Regions from separate parts of the Homo sapiens genome. Here region 2 is linked to region 1. A link is an interaction called in ENCODE POLR2A ChIA-PET data of the cell type or tissue named here. Cell type or tissue: GM12878. All regions are shown on one strand. Each heading gives the region's core, and the rest is flanking DNA. Links, peaks and the distances in the headings are about the cores only. Region 1 has its middle 6.7 kb from the start of AGAP5. Region 2 overlaps SEC24C (SEC24 homolog C, COPII component).

Region 1 (5,381 bases), core at 77-5,076:
GGGCTCCAGAAAGGGCAGTGGTGGAGCCCTGGGAGGCTTTCTGCTCTCCTGATCGCAGGTTTTTGGTGAGAGGACCTATTGGCCACTAGGGTGTCTGTGTGTGTGTGTGTGTGTGTGTGTGTGTGTGTGATGTGTGTTTACTTGGATTGACTTCTTTCAGCATGAAGCCCACTGTTTTGCTGAATGTATCTCACTGTTTCCTGAAACTCAGTACATTCAGCTGGCTTAAGGGTCCTGGGGCCTCGCTGCGTCATATTTGCACAAGCCTAGTGTCTGTGCAGACTGTACACTGGAGTTCAGTTGTAAGACCCTTTTGATCCCTTATTCTGTTCCTGTAATAGAAAAGCCATTTCACTCAATGGAATAGAAACCCAGATCCGATGGAGAGATGTTCTAATCTGCCATACACTGGGGCAGTGGCCAGTGATTTGGACTTTGTGGCATAGATGGAAATTTCCAGGTTGTCTAGGTGGTAGACAGAGGCCTCACTTCTTAACAAACTCCCCCACTCCACCCCTGCCAATGAGGATGTTGCTTAGAGGTATTTCTATCAGTGTTGAGTAGAAGAGATCATTTCTTGATGTTGAACTTCAGGTAAGGATGCCAGCTTCTGCATATCAGGGTGGTGATGCTTGGGCTGAGACAGGTCTAGACAGCACTGTCTGAAAGGGGGCTCAAGGAAGTAGCTGTGAAAGGCCCCTGGGATGTTTTCTGCTCCCCTTTCTGCAAATTCCCTGGAGGGAGATCCTGTTAGTCACTACAGGGTGTGTGTGTGGGTGTGTGTGTGTGTGTGTGTGTGTGTGTGTGTGTTCATCACTTGTTGCTTGGGGGTGGGAAGAGACAACAAAAGCCTACAGAATCTATAGTTCTCAGTTCATCTCCCATCCTAGTCCAATCATGGCCTAACATCCTTAGCTACTGATCGCAGAGGAGACTCTGCGCATTTGTGTTCATGTGGCCTTGGATGTTGGCAGATTCAGATTGGTGCCCCAGGCATCTGTGCCTGTAACTGCAGTTTCAGCGGGCTCAGGACCAGGCTGAAGGGCCTCCAAGCTTCCTCCAGTTTCCTGGTGCATGCATGTGCAATATACTCCCCTGGCCTTGGTCTTTCCTAACGCTTCTTGCCAGTTGGGTCAGAACTAGCTTATTAACCAGTTTTTTCTGAGCTTTAATCGAACTGGCTCCAACCAGTTGGAGACTTGAAAAGGGCTACGTGATAGTTATAGATTTTTAAAGATATATTATTATTTTAGAGTAGTTTTGAGTGCACAGCAAAATGGAGTGCAGAGTCCAGAGATCTCATATGGCCTCGATTCCTGTACACTCTCAGGTCACTCCACCAACAACCTCCTACACCAGAGCCACTTTGAAACATTAGAAAATATATTTGAGCATTCAGAAATGTATAAACTAGGCAGCTCCAGACTGCAAGCAGCTCAGAGTTCCAACAGAGAGGCTTAGGGAGGGTGGGGGAAGAATTTTATATGGTGAATGTGGAAGAAAAAATACTTGATTGGGTAAAGTGGAGCAGTGGCCTCATTTGGAACATTACAGTGGAAAGTCTCTAGTTAGATATTAGTTGGTGGTTTCTGACTGGTTAAGCTTAAGTTTCCTTTTATTATTTACACTGAGTCAAGTTTTGGTTTATTTAAGGAGGAATTGAGTGCACTGCAGCCACCTCAGCCTCATGGCCACCTGTTTATTTGATTATTTTTAAAAGAGAAGAGCCTTTTAAAAATATCTGTTGCCCTGGCTGGAGTGCAGTGACGTGATCATGGCTCACTGCAGCCACAACCTTCCAGCTCAGGTGATCCTCCCACCTCAGTGCTCCCCACCCTGAGTAGCTGGGACTACAAGCATGTGCCAGCACACCACCATGCTAGGCTAATGGTTTGTATTTTTTTGAGAGATGCAGTTTCCCTAAGTTGCTTAGGCTTCTTTTGAACTCTTAGACTCAAATAATCTGCCTGCATTGGCCTCCCCAAGTGCTGGAATTACAGGCCATCTAAATCTTTTATCTCAGATTTGCCTTGTGACAAATGGAGGGGTACTTTTTCTGACATGATGAGGCAGAGAAAGGTGAGGTGGGCGCATCCTGTGCATATGATTTTCTCAGGTGATGGGAATATGGTCGGCTCTTGCCTAATGGGATATATTTTCTCTTTGAATGATTTGGCAAGATATCAGATGAGAGAAGTTGAATAAATGTTAGAAGAACATAGAAAAAATAGGTTATACACGTTGGGTTTCTGAAGAAATGATGTCTTTGGAGAAACAAAACTTTTATTGATTTCTGGAAACATTTAGGGCCAATTTTTTATGTAAATAATTTGAATTTATGATGATATCTCTGACCACTTTTTGATATTTTTTTCTGGTTCAGGTGAGTGGTGTCATTGAGCAAACACGAAGTCGGGCTCATCCAAGGATGAGATTTTGCCAGAGAAAGGACGAGCAGCAAGTCAGGGAGCTTAAGGTAATTATGGGAAAGTGACTATCTACAATTGCTTAGGTAGAAGGAGACAGATTGGATTTTTGTGTGTTTGGTATTTGGGATAAGAGGGATGTGGGTGTGTACTTGACATGGGTTGTTCTCTCTCTCTCTTTTTTTTTTTTTTTTTTTTGAGAGGGAGTCTCACTCTGTCACCCAGGCTGGAGTTCTGTGGCACAGTCTTGGCTCACTGCAACCTCCGCCTGCCGGGTTCAAGGGATTCTCCTGCCTCAGCCTCCCAAGTAGCTGGGGTTACAGGTGCCTGCCACCACGCCCTGCTAATTTTTGTGATTTTTTTTTTAGTAGAGACGAGGTTTCACTATGTAGGCAAAGCTGGTCTCGAACTCCTGACCTCAGATGATCCACCCGCCTCAGCCTCCCAAAGTGCTGGGATTACAGGCGTGAGCCACCGCACCTGGCCTGTTTATTCTCTTAAGAGAGAAAATGAGGGGATTAATGGACTGTAGTTCTGGACAAGGTGGAAAACTCTTAAAGTGGAAGTATTGGGGCAAGTGCTCTGACAGGCTAGGATGGTGCAGTCAGTCCCTTCACCCAGAAATCAGTAGAATGTTAACAGTTCAGACTCAAACCTTGTGAAAAACAGGTGGTGGAAAGGAAATCCCTCACAGCAACTGGCACCATAATCAAGACAGAATGTTTGCAGAATAAATGGAGTTACCTGCTTTCAGCCCCAGGTTGTAGCTATTGTCTGCCCTGATGATATGTGATAATAATTTGTGATCCTATTGTCTTAAAATGGGGTCACTCATCTCCAGTAGAATTAAGTCCACAGTGAAGTTGTCCCCCCATCCCCAAAGAGATAAACATATATGAATGAACTCACATGATAACAACTACTGCTGCCTGGGATCATGAGAGACCTGAACTGAACTGATAGGAAGTGAAAGGTGGCTGAGATAATGAGAATAGACCCATCTGCAGAGGATCATAAAACCAGCAAAGACAAGATCTTGTCTAAGATGCCTTCACAAACTTTGTCCATGAGAACTCTAAGGACTTCTCCAGACCTGTTGGCTGCTGCTGTGATCTCTGCCCAAGAGGAGCCTCTGACCAACATCCAAAGGGCTTCTGGACCCACTGGACTCCTCTGGAGGTACCTTGGTCTCCCGATCCATGGCTGTGGTTTTTTACTCCGTTTATCACTCCTGTGTGTAGAATGATAATTGCACAATTGATAGTGTGAACACCTCTTGATAAATGGTAAATCTGAGCATATGTATTTGGCTGACATGTCATTGTGAAACCTCACAGCTTCAGTCAGTGTCAGCACAGCTAGGGAGCATGTACCTAATGCACATATCACTGGGCATAGTCTACAGGCACCTAATAACTCAGGTACCTTAACAGTCACTAATGAGTGTCTCTCCAAGGTCAAAACAATGGAAGACTGTAGAAGATGCTATTCATTAAGATATCTCAAGAATGTGGAAGACTATTATTCGCTTCTCATGGGACAGGACTTTATAGGGCACCTGAAAAAACTCCCATGAAAAATCACTTTTACAAAATGTCAAGTTATGATATCCAAGATGAAACCAATGAGTCACAACATTCACATAATACACTGTACAACCCTGATCTCTTGACTGTCATCAAATGTTTCTTACCTCTAAACCAAAGTTTCATTTTATAATTTAATTTTTCTCATTTTTTCTGTTCTCTTAGCTTAAGAAAAGATCATTACAAACTTTTTGTATGTTTTTCATATATGCTTGCAAAGGGTTGTAAAACTTTATTGTGATTATTCTTGCTTTAAGCTGAAACTTCCCTAATCTTTCTTTAGAGATTGTGGCATAGCATGTTAGTTTCTTTTCCATATCCAATTGTTTTCTGTAATGAATACAGAAATATGGGCACTATTTTGTAACTTTAAATAGACATCATCTCAAGTCTACAAGAATTATCCAAAATGGTATTTAATGACATTTCTAGGTCTTCAGACACTATTAATGTAGATTGTAGCCTCTAGGTCCTGAGGATTTTTACTGGATACTGGTTACTGAAACTGAGCTTTCTTGAATTCTTTTTCCTTCCACTGTGGTTTCCCGCATTTCAACACATCACCTATTTTTGTCCTCAAACGTTACTTAAATTTTTTCCACAGAATTAAATTAAATATGAATCATCCCTCCTCTGATTTTTGAAATGACCCTTTGCTTCCTATGATAATGATTCTTCTGGTCCGTTTTGTAGTTATATGTTAGAGTTTGTAAATATTCACACATTTTGCAACTGCATATAATTTTCTCATTTTTTCCTCTTCCTCTAAAGCTGCTGTTATTTCTTTTAACTTTTTGTGGGAAAAATTAAACCCATCTTTCACTTTGTTGATATTTATAATTGAACTCCTTGATTTTTGCTTGAATTGCTTTTCAAGTTACCCACTTTTAGGGAAGACATTATTTGGGTTTTGTTTAGTGTATCAGGCTTTTTTTAGTTAGTTGTATCAAGAAGTGTAGACTTTTCTATACATAATATCCTTTTTCCCACAGTAGTTTTTTTTTTTTTAAAGTCTAGCCGGGTGCAGTGGCTCACGCCTGTAATCCCAGACTTTGGGAGGCCGAGGTGGGCAGATCACGAAGTCAAGAGACCGAGAACATCCTGGCTAACACAGTGAAACCCCGTCTCTACTAAAAATACAAAAAATTAGCCGGACATGGTAACGGGTGCCTGTAGTCCCAGCTAATCAGGAGGCTGAGGCAGGAGAATGACATGAACTCAGGAGGCAGAGGTTGCAGTGAGCCGAGATCGTGCCACTGCACTCCAGCCTGGGTGACAGAGCAAGACTCCATCTCAAAAAAAAAAAAAAAAAAAAAGTCTGTTAAAATAAAGGTCATCAAAAGATCTTTTCCTAAACCTTTCCTTTACC
Region 2 (5,381 bases), core at 73-5,072, 56 kb before region 1:
GACAGAAGAAAAAGGAAGTGTGAGGTCCCAGAGTGCCAAGAGTGAAAAAGGCTAGAGCTGTAACACAAAAACTAAAAATTTGCCAAGGAACACCTCATACACCAGGCCTGTTCTCCTTCTGGAGATCATATAAAATGCTGTAATGCCAATCTTACACTCTACAGCAGCCAATCTTTCACTCCCAGCAGCCTGCTGGGCAGGCAACATGAGAATGGGCTTCTTTATGAATTGCCCCCTACCCCCCATCAATGGTGAACACCCTCTCATTCCTCCCATTCCAGGAAAAGCCCCAGCTCTGATCACAAACCTTCAAACATGATTAGATTCCATTCCCCTCCCCCATCATGCCTTCCCCGATCCTCTCCCCAAGACACATTCTGAGTCAGAGCAGGAAAACAGACAACAGTAACCACGTAAAAATGAATCTACCTGGAATGACTCTACACTCAATGAAATTACAAGGGACAGGGTGAGGAGAGATTTAAACAGCCAGAAATGATCAAGTAAGGTGAGGAAGCAGATGCTGCCTTACTTTCAGGTAAGCATCAATGTGTATATATAGGAGGAGAGGAGAAGTACCCAATCCTTATAGCTCAATCCTCAGTCCTCCACATTTTGACAGACTCAGCAAAGGAAAATAAAGGACCTGCAAAGCTGGTATTCAGACCTTTATGCAGGCTAATGACCTTTGGTCAGTTACTTCAAGATGGGTTTGGAAAACCAGAAAAAGCAAAGGGCAAATAAGACTCTATCCCATAGCAGAAAGGTTGAAGCTTAGAAATATATCAGAGTCAAAAAGACTCTTCAGATGAGAAAGCACCCACACTTTCCCAAACCAGCAGTCCCTTCTCCTGTAAGAAATGCCAGTTTGGGATACTATGAATCTGTACATTCCTACTCCAATATTTCTCCACAACAGGCTACAGACAAATCAAATCCAAAGTGGAATGATCTACCGTTCAACTTTGTCCTCTTCCATCATACATCACCTGCAGGCTCCTGGAGGTGCCAGCAGAACTAAAGCCAAAGCTTGACATGCCACCTGACCCCACCCTTAGAGCCTGACCTTCCACCACCCCATACTCAAGGCAAACAGCTTGCTACCTCTTCATTACCTGGTGACTTGAGGCATGCATATCCTTTTATCTTGTATAAGTGAGTATCTAGAAGGGCTAGGCTAAAGGAAGAGAATGGGGAGGAATGGACATGGTAGATGAGGTGAAGATGAGGTCACAGGCATGCATGGATGGCACTAACACAGGAATGACATGCACAAACACCCACCCCCTGCACTTACTGGACTAGGAATGGCATCGGGGTCTATTCTGTGCCTGGTTTTCTGCTGAGGAGGCAGCTCACTGAGTTGCTTTTAGTGTTTTAATAATAAATGCAGCAGGGGAATACAAGGAGGGAGACAAAAGAACAAGAGGCAGATGTTACTTCTCTCAACCCTGTTGAGTTAGACATGAACAGCTGGAGCCCAGCTCATATTGCTGAAATCAAGCCCCCTCTAGATATGAAATTCCAAGTCTTTCTGGCCCAACACAGAGGCTTTAATGGCTCAGACTATGATGTAGAAAGATAAGGAAAGGGGCAAACAGGAGGCAAGCAGGAGTTACACAGGGAGGGGCTGAGGCTGAATGGAAGAAACCTTAAGGAAGAAGAAGAGGAGTGTTCCCCCTAAAAGGCCAAACCTCCCATTCTAAGGACTATCTTATGCTGAAAGAAGCCTCCCTTCATGTCCAACCAGACTCTCCTTCTCACTGAAGGAGGGGGAAGGAAGGAGAGGCTGCTTAATCCTCTTGAGTTCTCCTTGGCCAACAGGCTCCCTCACTGTGTTGGTTACCCAAAGGAGGAAGAGGGACGAGAACAGAATGGAATATGACAATGGCTAAGCATGGCAAGGTAACTGACATAGCAAATGTTACAGGTGGAACTATAAAGTGGCCCCTACTTGGCAGTACAGTCCTAGTCTCTATTCTGAGTCTGATAAGGAGGGCCTGAGGATTCTGATGGCTCCAAGGGTGCAATTCACCCTCTTCCTGAAAAAAGCAGCTCTCCAGTGGGACTTTACATACACACTGCCCTCATAAACTGTCGTTCACTCTTCCCCATCCACACAGCAGAAGCCTACCAAACAAAAGTACTGGGGACTTCCTCCTAAAACTGTCCAAGTAAGAGCAGAGAAACCAGTGAGGCTTTCCTTCTCTTAACATCTAACATCAGAGAATTCCCACCTGCTCTACCCATTAGGAAGAATGCCATCCTTCTAGATCTAAGGGGACAAGACCCAGTCACTGCTCCACAGAAGGACAAAGGCTACTATACTATGTATGTACAGTAGTGACAGAGTGCAGCCCTCAGACATCTACTGGTGCTGCTGCTCACTCTTGGTTTCCCTTCCTTCTCTGCCCAGCTATAGAGTAAAACAGCCCCCCAAAAGACTCCTAGAACCTCAAGTTCCAGTTCAGAATCAAATTATATGTAAGTTCTCCAAGAAGATGAACAAAAAGGGAAAATTATCAGAAAATGCTAGGCAAACATTTCATCTAGATTGACCTGCCTATCTGGCAGACACAAACCCTTCCTCAGGACCATGAAAGTTTCTACTTACAGGGCTTGGGATGGCATCAGGGTCCAGGCGCTTAGGAGGCAGTGGCTGAGGAGGCCCAGGCTGACTGCCAAAGGTGGGTGCTGCTGGGTAGGGGCCTCCATAATTAGACTGAGGGCCCCGGGCTGGTCCGAAGGAACCTGAGACAAGGACACAAGGTTGATGAACTCAAAATCCCATCCCTATCTCTTCTTAAGGCCTCAGGAAAATGACTAGACTCCTAAAAACATAGAATTATGAGGCACACTAATGCCTGGCAAAGACATTCAGAAAAATACCATGTTATCAGAACGACAAGAAAAAATAATGTCTTACAAACCCCATATCCTAGGAATAATACCCTGAAGCTACCCATCTAATTCACCACTTAGCAAGTAATACTAAAAACAAACAAATAAAAAACATCAAAAACCACCTGAGTAGCTGAAGCCTCTAGCTTCTAAGACAGACCTTGGGAAAGACTCACCATTTTGTTGGGGCTGATAGCCTGGCTGCTGCGGGGAGTGCATAGGTGGCAGTGGTCCCAGGGGCCCAGTCATCTGGGTGCCAGGGGGCAGAGCTTGAGGAGGTGAAGACACATGGTTGGGCTGGCTCACTGAGGGCCCTCCAAAACTCTGTCCAGGCAGGAGTGGACCAGTCATCGAAGGCAGCCGAGGACCCCCTGAAGCTGGGGGTGTGAAGCTGGAGGCCTGTGATGGGGCAGATCGCTGGGGAGTCTGGATCCCAGGATGACCTTGGGCCTGGCTAAGGGGAGGAGCCTGGCCCTGAGGATAGGAGCCATACAGACCAGAGTTAGGGAAACTTCCTGAGGCTGAAGCCAGCGATGTTGGTGGGCCTGAGAAGTAGAATAAAGGTAGAGTCAAAAGCCCAGTCATTCTGCCTCCTTGTTCGGTATATCACTTCCCTTTCCACACAAGAGGGGCAAATATGACTGTCCCATCTTCTGAGGCTCAGAGGCACAGGAAATACAAGGGAAATAAAAGAGATTCAGGTATAACCCCAGAGTCTGATGCCTCTGAACAGGGGACAGTAACATTCCTGTGTTCACAGCCACTCACCAAAGCCCAGCCCTGAAGAAGGAGGGGCTGGGGCCACAGCACCGCTGATCTGCATTCCAGACAGCTGCGTAGCCACCTGTGCACTTGTCGGGGGAGGGCCATAGGGCTGAAGCACAGGTGGCTGGTTGCCCACAGGGGCCAATGGGGACCCAAATGGCTGAGACCCAGGCAGCCTGTGAAAAGAAAGCAAGCAGAGGTGACTAGTGGGGCCAGGACACCCTTTGAAGTCTACAGAAGTGTCACATCATACAGGAAGCTACATTGTTTTGTGACATCTTACTCTCACACCCTGAGTTCTTTTATGGCTTCATACTTTTGTATATTTGTGGGTAAATTATATTCCTGATTATTCATGGCAAATCTTGTTTTCCATTAAGCTCACTCCACAAACATAAACCAAGCACCTTCAGGTCAAGTACTATTTACTCTGCTAACTAAATTACTGCTTCCTCTGCTTCAATTCTTTGACAAACCTCTTCAGTTTTGTAATCTGAAGCCCTGAAAGCACTGAAAGGGAAGGCACGCATAAGCATGCATGAACCTTAATAAATATGAAATCAAACAAATGCAGATTGATTGTCCAGCTTTTTTTTTTTTTTGAGACAGGGTCTCACTCTGCCACCCAGGCTGAAGTGCAGTGGTGTGATCACAGCTCATTGCAGCCTCAACTTTCCAGGCTCAGCTGATCTTCCCACCTCAGCCTCTCAAGTAGCTGAAACGAAAGTCACACGCCACCATGCGTGGCTAGTTTTCGCATTTTTTATAGATACGGAGTCTCGCCATGTTGCCTAGGCTGGTCTCAAACTCCTGAGCTCAACGAATCTGCCCGCCTCAGTCTACCACAGTGTCTTTCCAATATACTTTCCATTCAGTGTCTCCCTCTCTGATTATTCCCATCAGCACAAAAACATACAAACATCTCACACACACACACACACACACAAAAACCAACTATAGTGGAAACATCCCAAATGTCTATCAGCAGAAGAATGGATAAACAAAATGTGGCATGTAGCTACACAATGAAAAACCACTTAACCACAAAAAGGAATGGAGTACTAATATACACTACAACATAGTTGAACTTTGAAAATATTATGCTAAATTAAAGAAGTCAGTTATAAAATATCACATAGTATATGATTCTATTCTAATGAAAAGTCCAGAATAGGGAAATCTTTAGAGACAGAAAGTAGATCAGGAGTTGCTTAAGGTTGGAAGAATAGGGGAATGGGGGAATAGCTAAACAGGGGTAGTTAAAGAATGCAGTATTTCTTCTTCAGATGATGAAAATGTTCTAAAACTGACTGTAGTGATATCTGTCAATATACTAAATTGTGACAGCACATATCTGTCAATATATTAAAAACCACTAAATATACAAAAACACTTTAAACAGACGAATTGCACAGTATATGAATTATATCTCAAAAAACTTTTTAAAAATCCAACCAAATTACCTCACAGCCCCCTCAAACTTTTGCTCCCCTTTTAGCTAAACATTACAAAAGAATAGGTCTATACTCTGTCTCTACTTTTTTTTTTCTTTTCTTTTCTTTTGAGACAGAGTCTCACTCTGTCGCCCAGGCTGGAGTGCAGTGGTGCGATCTTGGCCCATCACAACCTCCACCTCCTGGGTTCAAGCAATTCTCCTGCCTTAGCCTCCCGAGTAGCTGGGACTACAGGTGCCCACCATCATGCCTGGCTAATTT

The links. Peaks named below come from ENCODE experiments on the same cell type or tissue, not always from the same donor. Only the 100,000 strongest peaks of a DNase experiment are listed, where the experiment ranks them.
Region 2: POLR2A ChIA-PET joins it to region 1 with 5 read pairs; 2 of 35 experiments call an interaction of 5 or more read pairs at or near these places.

What each region holds. Positions count from the first base shown.
Region 1 is chr10:73,702,081-73,707,461 of GRCh38, reverse strand. It overlaps the pseudogene BMS1P4-AGAP5, the pseudogene BMS1P4 and the pseudogene RNA5SP320. Among named protein-coding and RNA genes, the nearest start is that of AGAP5, 6.7 kb to the right of the region's middle. In GM12878, for the core only: no CTCF peak of the experiment used is centred there; no DNase peak of the experiment used is centred there.
Region 2 is chr10:73,758,083-73,763,463 of GRCh38, reverse strand. It overlaps SEC24C (SEC24 homolog C, COPII component), which reads right to left. Exons shown (of 23, transcript NM_198597.3): 4 at 3,670-3,842; 5 at 3,078-3,446; 6 at 2,615-2,751. Among named protein-coding and RNA genes, the nearest start is that of POFUT4, 12 kb to the left of the region's middle. RefSeq lists an enhancer at 3,590-3,689. In GM12878, for the core only: no CTCF peak of the experiment used is centred there; no DNase peak of the experiment used is centred there; H3K4me3 peaks cover 536 bases; H3K27ac peaks cover 2,903 bases.